Regions from separate parts of the Homo sapiens genome. Here region 1 is linked to region 2. Evidence: read pairs that join two places in POLR2A ChIA-PET (ENCODE). Cell type or tissue: PC-9. All regions are shown on one strand. Links, peaks and the distances in the headings refer to the core of each region. The heading gives the core; the rest is flanking DNA.

Region 1 (9,230 bases), core at 1,043-9,042, 220 kb after region 2:
GGGAAACCGCCTCTATGATTCAGTTATCTCCACCTGGTCCCTCCCACTACACATGGGGATTATGGGGACTACAATTCAAGATGAGATCCAGGTGGGGATGGAGCCAAACCACATCACTCACTGAACCTCATTTTGTTTATACTTCATTTTGAGATAGTATTTGCTCTGCCTTTCTGATAAAGCTATGCAGAATACCAAGTTAGTACCTGGTTTCATATATGGTTTATAATACATTATTCCTGATACAATCTCAATTTACTGTTTTTATACAGCCTATTACTGCACAAACATTTTATATCTTAAGCAATGTGGATTTTATTATAATCTCCTACACTAAATAGTTATAAAAACATTAGCTATTGGTTTGGGAAAGGCTACACTCAATCTTAAATTTAAAAGTCAGTTACAATTTTCCATTAAAAAAATACAAAATAAGCTACAGATGTCTTATCATGGTCAATTCTCTTGAACAACTTTCTGGGTTAAAATGCAGAAAATATAACAGATCTCAGTATACAATTCAGTGGGAGAAAGAACAGTTCCACTAAACTGCTTTCTTCTGACTTACCATGAGAATTCCAAAGATAGCATTAATGTCAACTTGAAAAATGATATTACAAGCACCAATGCTAGAAATTTTAGATCGAGGGAGTTGCTCCTTGATGTTCAATGTGCTGAACAAAGTAAAGCAAATGGGCCTGAAGTAATAATTTATGCTTCCAGTACTTTCAAAAGCAAGTTTTGATATAAGAATCAGTTACCCATGAAAATAGATGAAATTCACTGAAATGACCTAGTTTTATAATACAATAAAACGTTCTTTTCAACTTTATAAAAGTAATGTTCCTCTGAAGAACAGCTGGGAGGATTCTAGATATCACATCAAAATACGTGCCTTCCTAACATTAGAGATGTTTTACGTGGAATGGGATGGCTTGCCTGTGGGATGAAGTCTCTGGGGAGAACTATCAAAAGCTGGCTGACTACCTACCAGGAATGGCAGAACCAAGGAGTCCTACATTCAAGATGTGCCAAGAGGGAGCAGCCTCTAAGGCAGTGATCTCTAACCTTTTTGGCACCAGGGACTGGTTTTGTGGAAGACCATTTATCCATGGGGTGTTGGGGGTGGGATGGCATGAGACTGGATGGGATGGGATGGTTTTGGGATGAAACTCTTCCACCTCAGATCATCAGACATTAGTTAGATTCTCACAAGGACTGGACCAGGCAACCTGGATCCCTCCCATGTTTAGTTCACAATAGGTTTTGTGCTCCTGTGAGAATCTACTGCCAGGAAGCAGCACTCAGGCAGTAATGCTCACTGGCTCACCTGCCTGCCACTCACCTCCTGCTGTGTGGCCCGGTTCCTAGCAGGCCATGGACCAGTACCTGTCCATGGCTGGGTGTTGGGGACCCCTGCTCTAAAGTATCTGCGTACAGTTAAAAAGACTCAAATAGTACAAAAGGTGATAATATACAAAGTAAATATGTACTACCTTCTCCTCCATTCCAATGTTCTCATTGCCCAGAGTCAGATTTTGTCAGATTCACTTGAATCTGCTACTGACATAATACACATATAAATTTTCTGTTTTTTATATAAATTACTGTTTAATCTGTGATTATGCCTGCATTCTGAATGTTTTCACTTATATCGGTATGATTTTAGATATTTCTATACATCAGTATGGTTATGCCCACTTTTAATGTATCAGCATAATATTCTACTGTATAAGAGTTTTTTAAAGGCTTGCTTAGTTGATACAAATAATGCTCTCATAATATCCTCATCTGTGCGCATTTATACAATATACTATGAACTAATTAGTTTCTAGAATTCCTAGATCAAGGGATATGTACATAAAATTCTAAATGACTGATCTAAAAAATTTCTGTACCAGCTGCATGCAGCGGCTCATGCCTGCAGTGGGCAGATCACTTGAGGTCAGGAATTCGAGACCAGCCTGGCCAACATGGTGAAACCCTGCTTCTACTAAAAATACAAAAAATGAGCCAGGCGTGGTGGCTCACACCTGTAATCCCAGGTACTCGGGAGGCTGAGGCAGGAGAATCACTTGAACCTGGGAGGCAGAGGTTGCAGTGAGTCCAGACTGTGCCACTGTACTCCAAGCAAAGAAATATCTGTTATCAATTGACAGTAGATGAAAATGCCAATCTGGCAAGCCTTTTTAGTCTTTGCCCATCAGGGTTTTAAAAAACAATGTTATATCACTGTTTTACTTTGCATTTCCCTGACGACTATGAGATTGAGCATATCTTCATAGGTTTATTGGCTGTGTATTTTTTCCTGTGTACTATAAAATTCTTTGCCTTTTTTGTCCACGTCTAATAGAGATTCTGTTAGACATCCACACTGAAATATTTATACATAAAATTATAGAATTGAAATTATTTCAAAATAACCCAGTGAGGGAAAAGAGAATTGAGCAGGTTGAGAAAGGGGAATACAGATAAAACAAGACTGGGTGAGAGCTGATCATTGCTGAGCATTCAGCGCACTATTCTCTCTTGTGTATGTTTAATTCTTTTCATAATAAGTTTTCAAAAATGTTCATTTTTCTCTGAAGATGTTCATATTTAGTATTTCTTACTGATTTGTAAGAACACTTCATGGAATAAAAAAGTTTGCCTTTTGTTGCTGACAAACTGTACTGGGTACATAATACTAGGTAATCCAGTATTGGTACTGGGTAAATAATTACCCACCTTCCTTCTATGTACAGTCAGATAACCCAACACCATTAACTAAATAATCCATCTTTCCCCTTTCTGATGTAAAAAGACACTTTTATCTTGCACTAATTTCCAATATATGCACAACTTTATTTCTAGACTTCCAGTTTGCCCCATTGACCTATCTATGCATGGGATGTGCAGTTTTAATTTCTATATCTTTACATTTTGCTTCTGGTTTTTTATTGGCTATTCTTACCTAATGGTTTTTCCCAGATGACTTTTATAATAATTGTATTAATTTTCCTAAGTATCTACTACACTTATAAACACCCCTCCCTGCAGAACTCCTTCCCAAAGACAGAGAGCCTGCTTTTCTCTTTCACACTGGTATGTTTTTATGTTTCCACCTAGGGTCTCATCTGTTGCATGCAAGCTCAGAATTCACTTGACATGCTGATAGCATATAATGTTAAAGAATTCTTCTCTCAGTGTAAAAAATATTTAGCTACTGTGGAAGGTCAAACTGCTAAAACCGACTGGTGTAACATTTGAATGCTGCCCTTTATATAAGCTTTATTTTTATAAATAAGCATCTGACTAGAAAGTCAGTAAAAGAGCATGATATAATCAGTCTGAAGCCCAGTGTTTTAAATATAATACACTAATTTTAGACCCAAGTATTTTAGTTTTGCTTTATTGTCTACAGTTTCTTAAGAAGATGTAACTTAAAAGAAAAAAAAAATCTTTTAAATGGCTCAATCAATTTATTAGAAATAAGCGGCAAAGAGCATCTGTTCCCACAGAGCAACTGTTAAGTTAATCCCCATTAAGTCGGCCTCAAAGCACTTGGATGCAGCTACAGGATGTGGGTGTGATAGGATCACACAGGCGAACACCTGATAGGGCCTTACACACACCGGGCTAATCAGAACATCAAAAAAAAAACCTGAAGTCTCTTGGAAGGACTGAAAAATCCAATCCCTCCCCAACCCCCCCAAAAAAACCTCCCAAAACAGACTATTCCATTCAATTCAGATTTTGTGAATTAATGAAATTTAAGAGCCACCTGAAACCACCAAAGATACACAGTGATTTTCTCCCGAATCTAAGGTCCAAATGACACAGGTAGAAAAATGCACTGATAAAATGTTAACAAAAATGCATGTCTAATACTTAGAGCTACGTGTGAGCAGGTTTTAGGAGAAGGATATTGATTCTCCCTGAGGCATGAGCATTACCCACCATTTCAGGAAGCCTCTGCAAGTGGAGAAGCCACAAACCCCTTCAAAAAGATCTCTCAATTACCCACTTCCCAGTCCCCTCTGATATGTGGTAAACAATTATTTCAATGAGGTTGGCAGAGATTTTTCAAAGCTAGCAGGCAGGCATTTTGCAGCTACCTCCAGCTGGTCCAAGCAGCCAAGGCTGTCACCAGTGCCTGGTCACCGCTGAAAACACAAGGAGGGGCAGGACTAGGGCAGGAGAGTAGATGGAGAGAGCTGTGTCCCGAACCAACATTCTTGAGATTCCTTTGCTAGTGTTTTTTCTTCAGGGTTCACTGAGAAGAGGAAGGTCAGATGGGGAGGGACAAAACCCAAGGAAATGAGGCTCATTTCAAACTCTAACAACTTGATCACAAACAAAATGTATGTAGAATTACAAATAAGTTATTCTGTTTTCAGGCATCAAAAATGTTATCAATGAAATGTTGAGATGCTAAAGCAGTGAAATGTGAAACGAAGCAGTGTCACAGGCAACTGGGCCTCTCCCCTGGCCCATCCCAGGAGGGATGAAGGGTGGCTGATATGAACTCTAAGGATTATTCTGAAGGGGCCAACAAATGTTACAAAGAGGCTCAAAAATAAAAATCAGAACCATTTTTCCCTCATTCATCCAGGGCCTACTCCTGGCCATGTTCTGTGCTTTGCACTTTATTCAATTTAATTCAATTTTTCTCCTAAGCAATCTATTTAGATACTTTGTAGATGTGGAAATTGGTTTAGGGAAGCTTACATCATTTTCTTGCAGTCATATTTCTAGTAAATTGAAAGAGTTGTGACTCAGATCCAAGGTCTGAATGACTCCAACATCCACACTCAGAACTTCCTTCACTTGGGATTGAGAAAAAGGGAAATAATGGAATTGGGAGGGGGAGAGAAGACACCAAGTAGAGATATCAGCATTCAGAACTTCCTGCAGGAGAGGGTGAAAGAAGCTGGCAGCCAGGAACTGAGGGCCTTACTGATTACTTTAGTATCTTACCAATCAATTGCATTCCAAGGCTTGCTTACTTAGGAGGCTGACTGCTTAGTCCAAGAAGAAACACTGGCTGAACTCTTTGACTTATTTTGCTGGAGGCAGAGAAGATAAGTGGTTAAGAGTAAAGACAATGAAAACATAGTTTAAACCCAGTCCACTGGCCAGCTCCCTCCCAGCTGGGGATAACAGTAGGTACCTCACAGGCTGCTGAAAAGAAAAAATTAAGTGAAAGCACTTTTCAACAAGGCCTGGTTCATAGAATGAGCTACATACAGTACCTGGTAATTAGTATTACTATTGCCACAACCAAGGAGGCCTCTCAGCAAACTATTTTTACATATGCCAGAAATACAGTTATTTTTTCCAGACTAATAAATCACAAACAATATGGCACGGTTGACCGCCAGGTTACTGATGCAATTTCTTTTCACTGGAACCAAAAAACAAAACCACCACCAAATCTGAACTAAGTATAATACAATAATTCTCCCTGTCTTAAATTTTAAAATACAGAAGAAAAGATGAATTGCTGTATACTCTAAACGCTCTTTTAAATGTTTGGAGTACAGAATGTCTTTCATGAAATCATCTTGATTAAAATGTACATTCTTTTCCAAGAAGGGAGTAAACTGAGTATGGAAGACCCTCACCATTAGTTTTTATAAATGATTGATCAATGGGAATCGTCACTGAAAAATTGCATACAATTTTTGGAATGAATGCAAATTGATGGAATGTTTGTAAGCTCATGTGCTTCTTCCAACACCCCAGCATGCTCCCACCTCACAGCCTTTACACTGTATTGTTCTCTCCAGGTTTAATACTTGTAGAAAAGGGGAAAAAAACCTTTTTTCTCTACCCTGTTAGGTTCAGCACATGAGGCCTTGCCAATTAAACTGACGAGACAGATTCGCAGGGGAAAAAACACAAATTTTATTTAATGTTATTATTTTTACATGAGGGAGGGGAGAGGAGGGAGCTCCACAGAAAAGCAAAAACCCAAAAGAAGCAGTTAGGCCTGAGAGCATACACACCATTTTAACAAAGAGCAATAAACTGTGGAGAAGTCACAAGACAAAGGAGAGGGGATTAGGGCTTCCAGGGGAAGTGTGGTAAGGTAAATATATGGGGGAAACTAATAGAAGATAAGGGTTATTTCAATAAGGTTTGTTTCTGCAGGCGATGGTGCCACCTCTAGTGGTCTCTCCAGGGATGGAGAGGGGAAGGAGGATACCTTCACACAGCAAAATTTTTATAAAAAGGGGGTAAAGCTTGTCCTGGGTCTGCTATTTCTCGATTGTCTTCAGCTCAAATTAGTACTTTGCTGAAATGGCATATTTGGGGGTAGCATATTCTGATCCCCTTCATACCCTTCCAGACTGTGTCTCTATCCAGCTCCTCACTGGCTTAATTTTTCTTCATAGCACTGACCACCAAGTGGCACAGAGTATACTGATTGACATCTAGATAGACAGATAGATAGACAGATAGATAGACAGACAGACAGACAGATTGACTGATTTGCTCTCTGCCCCACCCAACAAAGTACAAGCTCTGTGAGATCAGGAAGCTGGCCTCTTTCATGGTTGTATCCCAATGCTTGGCATAGTGTTGGTGTTCAATTAATGCACCAAATAAATGAACGGATTTCCATATTATATCAATATTTTCTTACAATTAGAATTTCTGTGATGTTGATAGTGTAAGAATTTGTTTTTATTAGTTTTCAACAGTATCAACATTTACTCATTATGTAGTTACAGTATTGTATTTTTTTAAAGTAAACAATAAACAACACTGTCTTTGCTCCAAATACCTATAATGTGAAATATATAAAACTGGCCGACTGACCACAGAAACGGCAGTTAATAATCAAAATTACATGTGTCTGGCTGAATGGACTCCACGACCTTACACTAGGTTCTGTAACAGCAGCATTTCATCACAATTTGTTAAATTTGAAGATAAATACCGTCTCTTTTCTGGTCAAAGATTCTTATATCTTTGGAAACTTGACAGAATTAATGTTTTTGACTTGTTTTTCACCACATAACATCAGGAGAGACTTTAACAGCAGTGAAGTGGCAAGGAGGACGCTTTATTTATATCCGTGTAATCATGTAACCCACTTCATGCTCCCACTGAATGGCTCCAGTAAACTGAAATCACAATTTCACTAATATCTACATTCCAGCTCCAGCTACATTTGCCTGTCAAATGCAACAACTTACAGTTAAGCTTCTGCCTACACGAGCAATCACAGAACCATTAAATAAGAGGATTGCTTGTTTGAACTACTAGATCAGCCTTTCCTTATTTTTGCTAATCTGTGTGGTGTACGTTCATTACCTTTTTTTTTTATGTTAAAGACCACCATGCGTAACACTACTTGACAGCAGCAATTTATAGCAGTGGTCCCCAGCCTTTCTGGCACCAGGGAATGGTTTGATGAAAGACAATTTTGTGGTTTGGTTTCGGGATGAAACTGCTCCACCTCAGATCATCAGGCATTAGATTCTAATAAGGAGTGTGCAACGCAGCTCTCACTTTCTTACATGCGGTTCACAATAGGGTTTGCGCTCCTATGAGCATCTAATGCCCTGCTGATGTGACAAGAGGCAGGGCTCAGGCAGCAACACTCACTCACCCATTGCTCACCTACTGCTGTGCAGCAAAGCTCCTAACACGCCACAGACCGGTACCAGTCCATGGCCCAGGGGTTAGGGACTCCTGATTCACAGCATTACAATAAATAATAAATAATTAAAATATTACCTGATATTTGGCAAACAATCCCTCTCTAAGTCACTACTTCCAGCCTATGTTCAGGCTAGAAATGCCAAATAAAAAAGCACATGTCTGTCTGGGCACGGTGGCTCACGCCTGTAATCCCAGCACTTTGGGAGGCCGAGGCGGGGGGATCACGAGGTCAGGAGATCAAGACCATCCTGGCCAACATGGTGAAACCCTATCTCTACTAAAAATACAAAACAAAAACAAAATTAGCCGGGCGTGGTGGCGGGCGCCCGTAGTCCCAGCTACTCGGGAGGCTGAGGCGGGAGAATGGCGTGAACCCGGGAGGCGGAGCTTGCAGTGAGCCGAGATCGCGCCACTGCACTCCAGTCTGGGCGACAGAGCAAGACTCCATCTCAAAAAAAAAAAAAAAAAAAAAAATGGGCCAAGGATCTGAATAGACATTTCTAAAAAGCAAATGTACAAACAAACAAAACAAAACAAAACAAAAGCACAAGTCCACAACTACATAGCTCCAGTTTCCCTAAACAGATTTACCCATTCAGTAAACATTACATGTACAAAGAACTTAAAATAGTATGAGATTTAATGTTAAGAAATAAAATGTAGGATCTAAAACGTAATCTATAGCATAATCTCAAAAATGGTTTAGAAATGACATAATAATACAGACATTTGTGGGTGGTAGGATTATGCATATTTTTATATATTTTTAAATATATTTTTCAAAAGCTTCCTATAAAGAATGTAATTCTTTCCCAATTCCAAATCTAGCTTAAACATAATTTTACAAAAATTATTCTCTCAGAATGTAAACTAGTACCACCTCTATGGAAAACATTATGGAGATTTCCTAAAGAGTTAAAAGTAGATCTACCATTTGATCCAGCAATCTTAATACTGGGTATCTACCCGGAGGAAAAGAAGTCATTGTATGAAAAAGACACTTGTACACATATGTTTACAGGACCACAATTCACAAATGCAAAGATGCAGAACCAACCTAAGTGGCCACTGACTAATGAGAGGATAAAGAAGATGTGGCATATATATATCAGGGACTACTACTCAGCCATTACAAGGAACAAAATAATGTCTTTTGCAACAACTTGGATAGAGCTGGAGGCCATTATTCTAAGTAAAGTAATTCAGGAATTGGAAAACCAAAAACCGTATGTTCTCTCTTATAAGTGGGAACTAAGTTAGGAATAAGCAAAGGCACACAGAGGGACATATTGGACTTTAGAGACTCACGAGGAGGAGGGTAATAGGGGACTAGGGATTAAAAGAAAAACTAGACATTAGGTACAAGGTACCCTACTTAAGTGCACTAAAATCTCAGAATTCACCACTACGTAATTCAACTAAGTAACAAGAAACCACTTGTACCCCAAAAGCTACTGAAATAAAAATTATTCTCTCAAAAATTTTAAGCCCTAAACTTCAGTTCCTATTGTTTATATTTACTAAGAAAAACAACAGAAAACACTGTTTTAAAAATGGTGGATTTTTTTAAGGTT
Region 2 (9,230 bases), core at 662-8,661:
TCTACTAAAAAAATACAAAAATTAGCCAGGCACGGTGGTGTGTGCCTGTAATCCCCATTATTCAGGAGGCTGAGGCAGGAGAATTGCTTGAACCCGGGAGGTGGAGGCTGCAGTGAGCCGAGATTGTGCCAACTGCACGCCATCCTGGGCAACAGAGCAAGGCTCTGTCTCACAAGCCAAAACCAAAAACAAACAACAAACAAAAAAACAATTCTCAAAAACAAAGCAAACAAAGCAAGGCATGAGATGAGTGTGAGCCAAGAAACAATACTGCCAGGGGAATATTGCCAAAACACCAGAGTCATGCCTTGAAGTTTCTTATCATCAGGGTCACATTTCTGAACCAGAAAGCCACAGGAAAGGAAAGACTGGTCACAGACTTCCTTCTTCCCTGGACCATTTGTTACGGGAAGTTCTCAGGAAACAGGTCAGTAAGTGTAGAGGGCATCACAGGACAAACTTCATTGCTGGGTTTCCCAGAAAAGAGCAGCTCTCCCCTACTGAAGACACTTTTAGCAGACGGGCCTTCACTAGTGAGTAAATATACTAAAGAAGCATGGACTTACTTGTAGGTCGGTGGAGCAGCTGATTTGGGAGAGAACCCATGAGATCTTTAAGGACGGTAGGGATGTTCTGATTAGCATATATGCTACAGCCATCTGCGATGCCAAAGCCATACTGTGATGGGACTATGCCAGTTATGACACCTTCATAACCATGAGAACTGCACTCATGGCCTTTTCATACCCATCTGCTGATTTGATAACCACAATAATCTTCCTTAGTGGGATCACTACTCCCACTGACAGTTGAACAAACTGACATCCATCCTGAGAAGTATACTTAAAACTAGCAAGTGGCAGAACTGAAATCTGAACCCAAGTATCCCAATTCCTAATGCAACCTTCTCACTGTTCCATGAAAAGTTCCATTTTATAGAGGACATGGCTATATTACTTGGATTAGAAACTAATATTAAAGAAGCATATCACGCCTGTAATCCCAGCACTTTGGAATCATGAGGTCAGGAGATCGAGAGCATCCTGGCTAACATGGTGAAACCCCATCTTTACTGAAAATACAAAAAAAATTAGCCAGATGTGGTGGTGGCACTGTAGTCCCAGCTACTCGGGAGGCTGAGGCAGGAGAATGGTGTGAACCCCGGAGGCGGAGCTTGCAGTGAGCCGAGATCGCGCCACTGCACTCCAGTCTGGGCAACAGAGTGAGACTCCGTCTCAAAAAAAAAAAAAAAAAAAAAAAAAAGGAAGCATAAACCCATCTATCATCACAAGCACCCTCTTTTTCATACATTTCAAATTTTTGATAGGTTTGAAAAAGAATGAATTCGACGGTATCTTTTAGAAGCCAGGATAAAAGAGATTAAAGCAGTAGTCCAAGGTCACGGAGATTCCTGATGGTGGAGCAGGGCTGAAAAGCTCCCTCTTCTAGCTAAGTGAGGCCTGCCTGTCACTTTGCTTGGACAGCCCATTCTCAATAGCACTTTCCTCCCAGAACACTCTCCCAAGTCTTTAGGTTTCCCTTTCTCAGGATGAATACGATGGCTACGTGAATGGCCAGAAGTTTCACCAACTCTAAGTCAAATTGTAGTGTAGCGACCTAGGCACTTCAATGGTCAAGAGAGATACAGCCCTGTATGACGCGGCCACATTTTCCAACTTGGGGAAGAATTTATACACATATTATCACAAAGTAAATGCTGTACCACAAATCCAGTTTTTATCTTGACCTCCAGAAAATTAGGTCAGTTATTTTTAGCTACACTATCAATCTTGAAAATCTCCCAGAGTTAAAACTCAGACTACATGTCTAAATCGGGGTTTATTTTTGTTTAAAAATAACAGTTTCCTGGCCACACATGTTTAAATGAAGCATGCTTTGTCCCCTTATGGTAACAAACTGCCCTGGAAGGGACACAAACAAAGCTTCACATCATTTGTGAAAATATTCCTTATTGCTAGGGACATTTTCCTGAAATATCACTTGTCTGGCTTAGACTGAGGGTACAGAAGAAGTCCCTTTTCCTTTAAAACACATTTCCTTTTGGCTTTCAAACATCATAGATCAAAGAACTTAGACCTACCAGTGGCATCAGTCAGTAATCAAGATAAAGACCAGCCAGGCTCCCTGGCATCTAAAAGCAGATTGTAGGGCTCCTTTTTCCCGTTTACCTGTAGAACTTGTGCCAATGTGCTGATCTGATTTCCAACTACATTAGGGAGTCTTGGTCCTGCCTGGGTTGTCAGGAACTTAAAGTAGAGACTAAAAAACAACTTTATGGCCAGGCGCGGTGGCTCACGCCTGTAATCCCAGCATTTTGGGAGGCTGAGGTGGGCGGTTCACGAGGTCAGGAGATCGACACCATCCTGGCTAACGAGGTGAAATCGCGTCTCTACTAAAAATACAAAAATTAGCCGGGCATGGTGCAGGCGCCTGTAGTCCCAGCTACTCAGGAGGCTGAGGCAGGAGAATGGTGTGAACCTGGGAGGCGGAGCTTGCAGCGAGCCAAGATTGTGCCACTGCACTCCAGCCTGGGCGACAGAGCGAGACTCCATCTCAAAACAAACAAACAAACAAACAAACAAACAAAAAAACCAAGTTTATATACTACAGAAATAATCTCTGAAAGATGCTGTATTAAGATTACAACACACACACACAAACACACACACACATATCTTCTTGTTTTGAGGAAACGTACAGTGAAGTATTTAGGTGTAAAGGGCCATTATGTCTGCAACTTCCTTTAAAAATTTTTAAATATATTTTTAGAACTTTTCTAAGTCTCCAATTATACTAAAACAAAAAGTTTAGTACTGTAGGCATTGTCAGCTTTAATTTATACATATTTGGATGTCTTCCTCTGGTTCGATTTATAGTGAAATTACATCATATGCCCATTAATGTGATACAAACTGCATGTCTTCTACAAACAAAAATAAAAATAGAAGTGAATGTAATTTTGATGCCTTTTTTTTTTTTTTAACTGGAGACAGAGTCTTGCTCTGTCACCAGGTTGGACTGCAGAGGCGTAATCTCGGCTCATGGCAACCTCGGCCTCCTGAGTAGCTGGGATTACAGGCGCGCATCACTACGCCCGGCTAGTTTTTGTATTTTTAGTAGAGACAGGGTTTCACCATGTTGGCCGGGATGGTCTCGATCTTCTAACCTTGTGATCCACCCGCCTCGGCCTCCCAAAGTGCTGGGATTACAGGCATGAGCCACTGCACCCGGCCTGATCCCTCATATCTTTTAAACATAAGTCAATTATTTCATATGGTCTTTAAGCCAAGAAACAGCTATCTCTTCACTCTTCACATGCTGGAGGAAAAACTGGCTGCCTGGCTGGTTGAGAGATGTGTACTTTGATGGCTGACCTGAAGACATTTCAAGGTGATTGTTACGTGAAATTCTCTCTTCAAATCTGACTTGAAGAGTCTAACCTCTGCAGCATATGTTATGACTTCACTGTGAGTCTTCTTTTATTAATAAAATATAATGTTTTTACTAATTATAAGAGTAACATAAATTTCATGCCAAAAATGTAGAAAAAAGGAATGAGAATTCATTTACAATTCTAACAGCAGAAATAATCAAGAGTAGTGGTTTTTTTTTAATGGTTTTATTCTTACAGCATTATTTTCGTCTCTTTATCACTTTACTATGCAATTTTTATGACTATGCTTAAGGAGAGTAAATTTTTCGAAGTTATTGAGGCAATGGAGAGTCTTTGGAATGAGGATAATTAGGCCTGAGGACACAGAGGAATCATGAGGAAGAATTCTCCAGTTTCATTCCTTTTTCTGGGTACAGTTTGTTTCTCCTTCTAAGTAAGTTCCTAGATATAGAATGAATTGGAAAAAATGAAACGTGAGGTTTGCTACGTCTATAACAGTATCACATTTCATTTTTTAAAACTGCCAATGCTTTCAGTGAGGACCAGAAAGTACAGTGAGAAAAAAAAATTCCTCAAATATTAGTTTTCATGCTCTTGCACGCATTTTTATAAAGGCAAAAGTCATTCTGGTGCCTGTATACAATCTAAAGGCATAATCTCCTGGAGCCTTCAGTGCTGGTTTTGGGGTTTTCTGGAGATCAATCCACAGTGTCCCATTTTTTCTGCTGGAGCTCTGAACCCACTAAGAGAGAGCAAGAAGAGATGTAAACCTCTCCTTTGCTTCTGATAAAGCCAAGCCCTTACTAGTCCACATGATGCTTTCTCTGGGGAGTGAGTCACATACAGGAGACATGGCTTGTCCAGCTGCGTGCTGGACTGAATTTCAGCTCCAACCTGAACCTTCCAACAGGACAAGGGAGGGAGGAGAATGGGCCGTAGCAAGACTTGCCCACAGCATTGCCATAACAGCTGTGCAGGCTGTGGGTACAACTCTAAGAGCAGCACTCATTTTGTAGTTTCAGTGAGTCGTGTCCCTAAAGCCGTGTCCTGTGTGACCAGCCCCGTCTCTCAAGCTCATGAGAGAAGTCTATCTGACCGGGATAAGAAGGATCCTGGGGCGGGCCCAAGCAAATGAATGAATTGGGAAACAGTGCCCCTCCCGGCAGCCAGCAAAAACTCCGCCATGCTGTGAAGAAAGTGCATTCTAATTGATTCATGTTGATACATGCTGAATTGATGGAATTTTATACTTCAAAGGATGCAAAGAATTGGTTAGCAAGTCTGATGAGCTCATGGTAGAAAGGATGATTTTCAACATCCATACATAGTGAATTTCATTCAAAGAGCCTAAAAAGACTTATGCAGATAATTATAAGGGGATCAGGCAAGTGTGTAATAGCACAAATTATATATATATATATATGTAAAATCACAACACAGGATTGGGTCCTTTTCCCACAGACAGCACATCATCCTTGTATATATGATAGCTCATTTGAAATGTTTATTTATGCAGATTTTAAAAAGCACACAAACCCTGTAAGCACTTCTGCACAGTGGCCTACTCGTGTTTTCTTTAACACAAAACTTGCTTTCTGGTGAACAATTCTAGATATAGCAATGGTTCTTTCTCCTCTGCTTTAGCTTATTCACAAGCTTCTTTAACTTCTTTAACAACGTGTGGGGAAACCAAGCCTGGCAACAGAAAGCACTTCACATGGGGGGCTTGGAAATGAATGGAAAGCGTCTGTCTTCAGGAGAGCATTCACGATGCACAGGAGTGAGAGAAGCTGAAAAGAGTCACTTTAAAAGAAATAATCTGCAACCAAGAAAATCAAACCACTTTATCATAAACTAGTGAGCCCCTCCCTCCCTGCCTGCCTTCCTTTTTCCAGGGGAGTGCTAGAAATAACTTCATCAATTTCTTTTCACTTGAAGGGCTCATGGTTCAGAAGAAAAGATGGGCATAAAAATAATTACTATTACAAGTGTTATGGTAGGGATACCGACAGAATGACAAAGAAACAAGCCTGGGCTTTAGGGATGTGACTAGTGATATTACAGTGGGGCCCCAGGGAAAGAGATCATTGTCCTAGCAGATACAAGTGCATGTACCGAGGCACAGAGGACAAGCTGCCCAGGATCTGTGACTCTTCTGGCTGCTGTGGTACAAGGGAAGTGAAAAGGGAAGCAGCTTAGCCAAGAGGCTTTCAGTTTGTGGGATACAGAGGGCAGAGGAATACACTGACCTATACCATGAGTATGCAATTAGCAAAATCCCAGCCTATGGGAATTCTACGGGTCAAGTGACCTGCGCTTCATGAACAGGTAAACTGTAAAAAAAGGATGGAGGAGAAGCCTGGAGATTATAAAAGACTAACCAGACAAGTCAGCAGTAAAAAATGGCCAAAAGCATAGCCGATAAGGATGCACACAAGAGTGATACAGCCAGAAAGATATTTCAGGAACTGGCCCAAGGAAAAACAGTGGGCATTTTGGTGGCGGTATTTGGGATAGGGCGAGATGCTATCGGGGTGGAGGATAAACTTCTAATTCTTGACCTGAGTTTAATCTACGAAAAGAGAAAATATGGGGGAGAAAGGTTCTGTTTACACATGTTGAGTTGCAATCTTTCAGAATATTGGGTGGAGCCAATGGAAACATGGACCCAGAGAGCTCACTTCTATGCTGAAACAGCCCACAGGGAAGCATCAGAATGAAAATGGAAACGTTCCCAATACTAGCAGAACTCCACAGGCGCTTTGAAAAAAACATCCACATTAGATTCCCCAAAAGGGATTTATCTGGTAATAAATTCTGCTAGACAATGAACAGTTCCACCCATGATAAAATAACATGTTGTTGCTGCAAATTCTTTGTATTGTCTAATTGCAGTGCTTAACGTAATAAAATCAGGCTGGTGTTATTGTTAAGAACTAGAGAGTGAAGCATTTTTTATCCAAATAAAGTGCAATGGGTTTTAAATCAAATCATTTTAGAATAAGAATCCTATGAGATAATAATAAAATGCAACTTCATCTTTTCCTGCCGAGAACAAAGAAGAAAATAGTGTAGGAGATGAAAAGTAAAGTAGACCCAACCTTTTTGCTAATTTGTTTTTAGATACGTACTCCATGCAGACAATGGTGAAGTGAAGTGAAGTGAAGGGGTGTCATCTTATTCACCTAGAGAACCACAAATCTTGGTGCTGGAAAGTACGATCCATTCGACATGATGGACTATTTCCCACCCGGCCACTCACTCGAGAATGGATAACCTGTTTTCCCGCCTGGGGTAACTGCTTTCCATGGATGTACAGCTTCAGGCCTCATACGAGAGGATCTCACAACAATCTCTTCAAACTTTTTCTAATCCCCACACTTTCCAGTCTTGGCACAAGACCTCATCCAGGCTTCTGAGTCTTTGTTGAAAATTTACACAAAATTCTAGAAATGTATTTTCTTTAAGATAGTTACTTTAAAAATGTTATTTTCATCTCAGCACAGTTAGCCTTTCCTTATCTGTTCTTAAAATGTTTCAACTTGAAACTAAAAAAGAAAAAAAAAAACACATTTCATCTCAAATTATGATATACTAAATAATTATTGACTTGGCCCCAAACATTTCTACTCTTTTCTTCTTACACAATCAGATTTAAAAATGTAACTACCTTTTCTAAACATACAATATTAAAGCATACTCAACTTCAGTAACAGGTAATGAATGTACCTCAAAAGTCAGAGCCTCTACGTTAAGTACCATAGTGCTCCAACATCGTTTTTTACATTTTTAAAATTTTATTTTTTATTGATACATAATAGATGTGCATATTTTCAGATTATATGAGAAAACTTAATATATTCATATAATTTGGAAAGATCAAATCAGTATAATGGGATATCCATCACTTAAATGTTTTTCTTTTCTTTTTGCTTTGAGGAAGGGTCTCTCTCTGTCACTCAGGCTGGAGTGCAGTGATGTGATCATAGCTCACTTGAACCTTGAACTGCTGGGCTCAAGTGATCTTCTCACCTCAGCCTCCAGAGCAGCTGGGTCTACAGGCATGCACCATCACACCTGGCTAATTTTTAAATATTTGTTTTGTAGAGATGGGGTCTCACTATGATGCCCTGGCTAGTCTTGAATTGCTGGGGTCAAGTGATTTTCCCACCTCGGCCTTCCCAAGTGCTGGGACTATAGGTGTAAGCCATCGTGCCCAGCCTGTCTTCTTTACGCTAGAAACTTTCAAATTAGGTTCTCCTAGCTATTTTTAAATATACAGTAGATTACTGTAAATTAGTCACCTTGCTGATAATTAAATACTAGGTCTTGCTTCTTCTATCAAACTGTGTATTTGTATCCATTAATGAACCTCCCTTTGTAAGTATGATGTAAGCAATCCTTACTTGGCTACACTATAAGCTTCAACAACAAATTAAAAAATGATTCACATTATAGAGCATTTATACATGCCTTTTCATCTTCCAAGTGTGGTAAACATTAATTAACCCTGGCTAATTAAAACAGCCACAGTTGACACATTTACTCATTAATCAGCCTCAAGCAAATGCAAAGCATTAAACTCTTTCACGTTTTGGTACCAATTAAATGTTATTATTTTTTTTTTAATGAAGAGGTCATAAATTTAAGACATGTAGTTCTTAGATTTAAATTTGATAGTGGTTGAAAAAATTTGACAATAGTTCACATTCTTAAAAGTCAAGGAAAATAAAAACATAACCGCATTATGGGTTGAATTTTCCCCCAAAATATATGTTGAAGTCCTAATGCCTACACCTAAGAATACAGCCTTACTTGGAAACAGGGTCTTTGCAGATATAAGATGAGGTCACAATGGAGAAGGGTGGGCCCTTAATCATATTAGAGAAGACACAGAAACAGAGACATGGGGAGTAACACCATGTGAAGACAGAGGTGGAGATTGGAGGGGTGCATGTACCAACCAAAGGAATATCAAGGGCTGGCAGCAGCACTAGAGCAAGCGAAAGGCATGAAACAGATTCTCCCCTAGAGCTGTAAGAGGCAGTGTGGCCCTGGCAACACCTTGCTTTAGGACTTCTAACCTCTAGAATAATGAGATAATGAGAGTATATTTCTGTTGGTTTCGGCCATGCGGTTTGTGGTAACTGGTTCCAGCAGCCCTAGGAATCTAATACACTGCCCATGTAAGTGAATATTAGCTATTTGCTGATAAGACAAGAATTTCTGGTTATAATAAATATACTGGAATAGAATGTGGTTTCTTTTTTTTTGAGATGGAGTCTCGCTCCAGTCACCAGGCTGGAATGCAGTAGCGTGATCTCGGCTCACTGTAACCTCTTCCTCCCAGGTTCAAGCAATTCTCCTGCCTCAGCCTCCCGAGTAGCTGAGACTACAGGCGCCCGCAACCATCCCCGACTAATTTTTGTATTTTTAGTTGAGACGGGGTTTCACCATATTGGCCAGGCTGGTCTTGAACTCCTGACCTTGTGATCCATCTGCCTCGGTCTCCCAAAGTGTTGGGATTACAGGCGTGAGCCACAACACCCGGCCGAATGTGGTTTCTTAGTGAGTCCTTTACTCAAGGCTGGAATTAAACAAAGGAGATGAATCACGAGCTCTATGATAATAGTCTAATAGTCTAATCTAGCCCTCTTAAGTGCAGAGATGTTTTCCCTCTGAACACCCGTGTGTTTCAGCTCTGTTCCTCTTCCAATGCCCTTCCACAGGGAACAAATCCTTTCTTGACCACCAATGGCTGCATGACTTATCCTGAGAAGATCATGGGGATTTTGGATGCCAGGTCAACCCTTAC

What was found. Peaks named below come from ENCODE experiments on the same cell type or tissue, not always from the same donor. Only the 100,000 strongest peaks of a DNase experiment are listed, where the experiment ranks them.
Region 1: POLR2A ChIA-PET joins it to region 2 with 25 read pairs; 3 of 35 experiments call an interaction of 5 or more read pairs at or near these places.

The regions. Positions count from the first base shown.
Region 1 is chr21:26,144,178-26,153,407 of GRCh38, forward strand. The region is part of intron 1 of APP (amyloid beta precursor protein); the gene reads right to left. LOC124900466 (a long non-coding RNA gene) reads right to left here. Exons shown (of 2, transcript XR_007067829.1): 1 at 4,960-9,230. Among named protein-coding and RNA genes, the nearest start is that of APP, 22 kb to the right of the region's middle. RefSeq lists an enhancer at 4,759-5,328. In PC-9, for the core only: no CTCF peak of the experiment used is centred there; no DNase peak of the experiment used is centred there; H3K27ac peaks cover 1,197 bases.
Region 2 is chr21:25,925,766-25,934,995 of GRCh38, forward strand. All of the region lies in intron 13 of APP (amyloid beta precursor protein), which reads right to left. Among named protein-coding and RNA genes, the nearest start is that of GABPA, 200 kb to the left of the region's middle. In PC-9, for the core only: no CTCF peak of the experiment used is centred there; no DNase peak of the experiment used is centred there.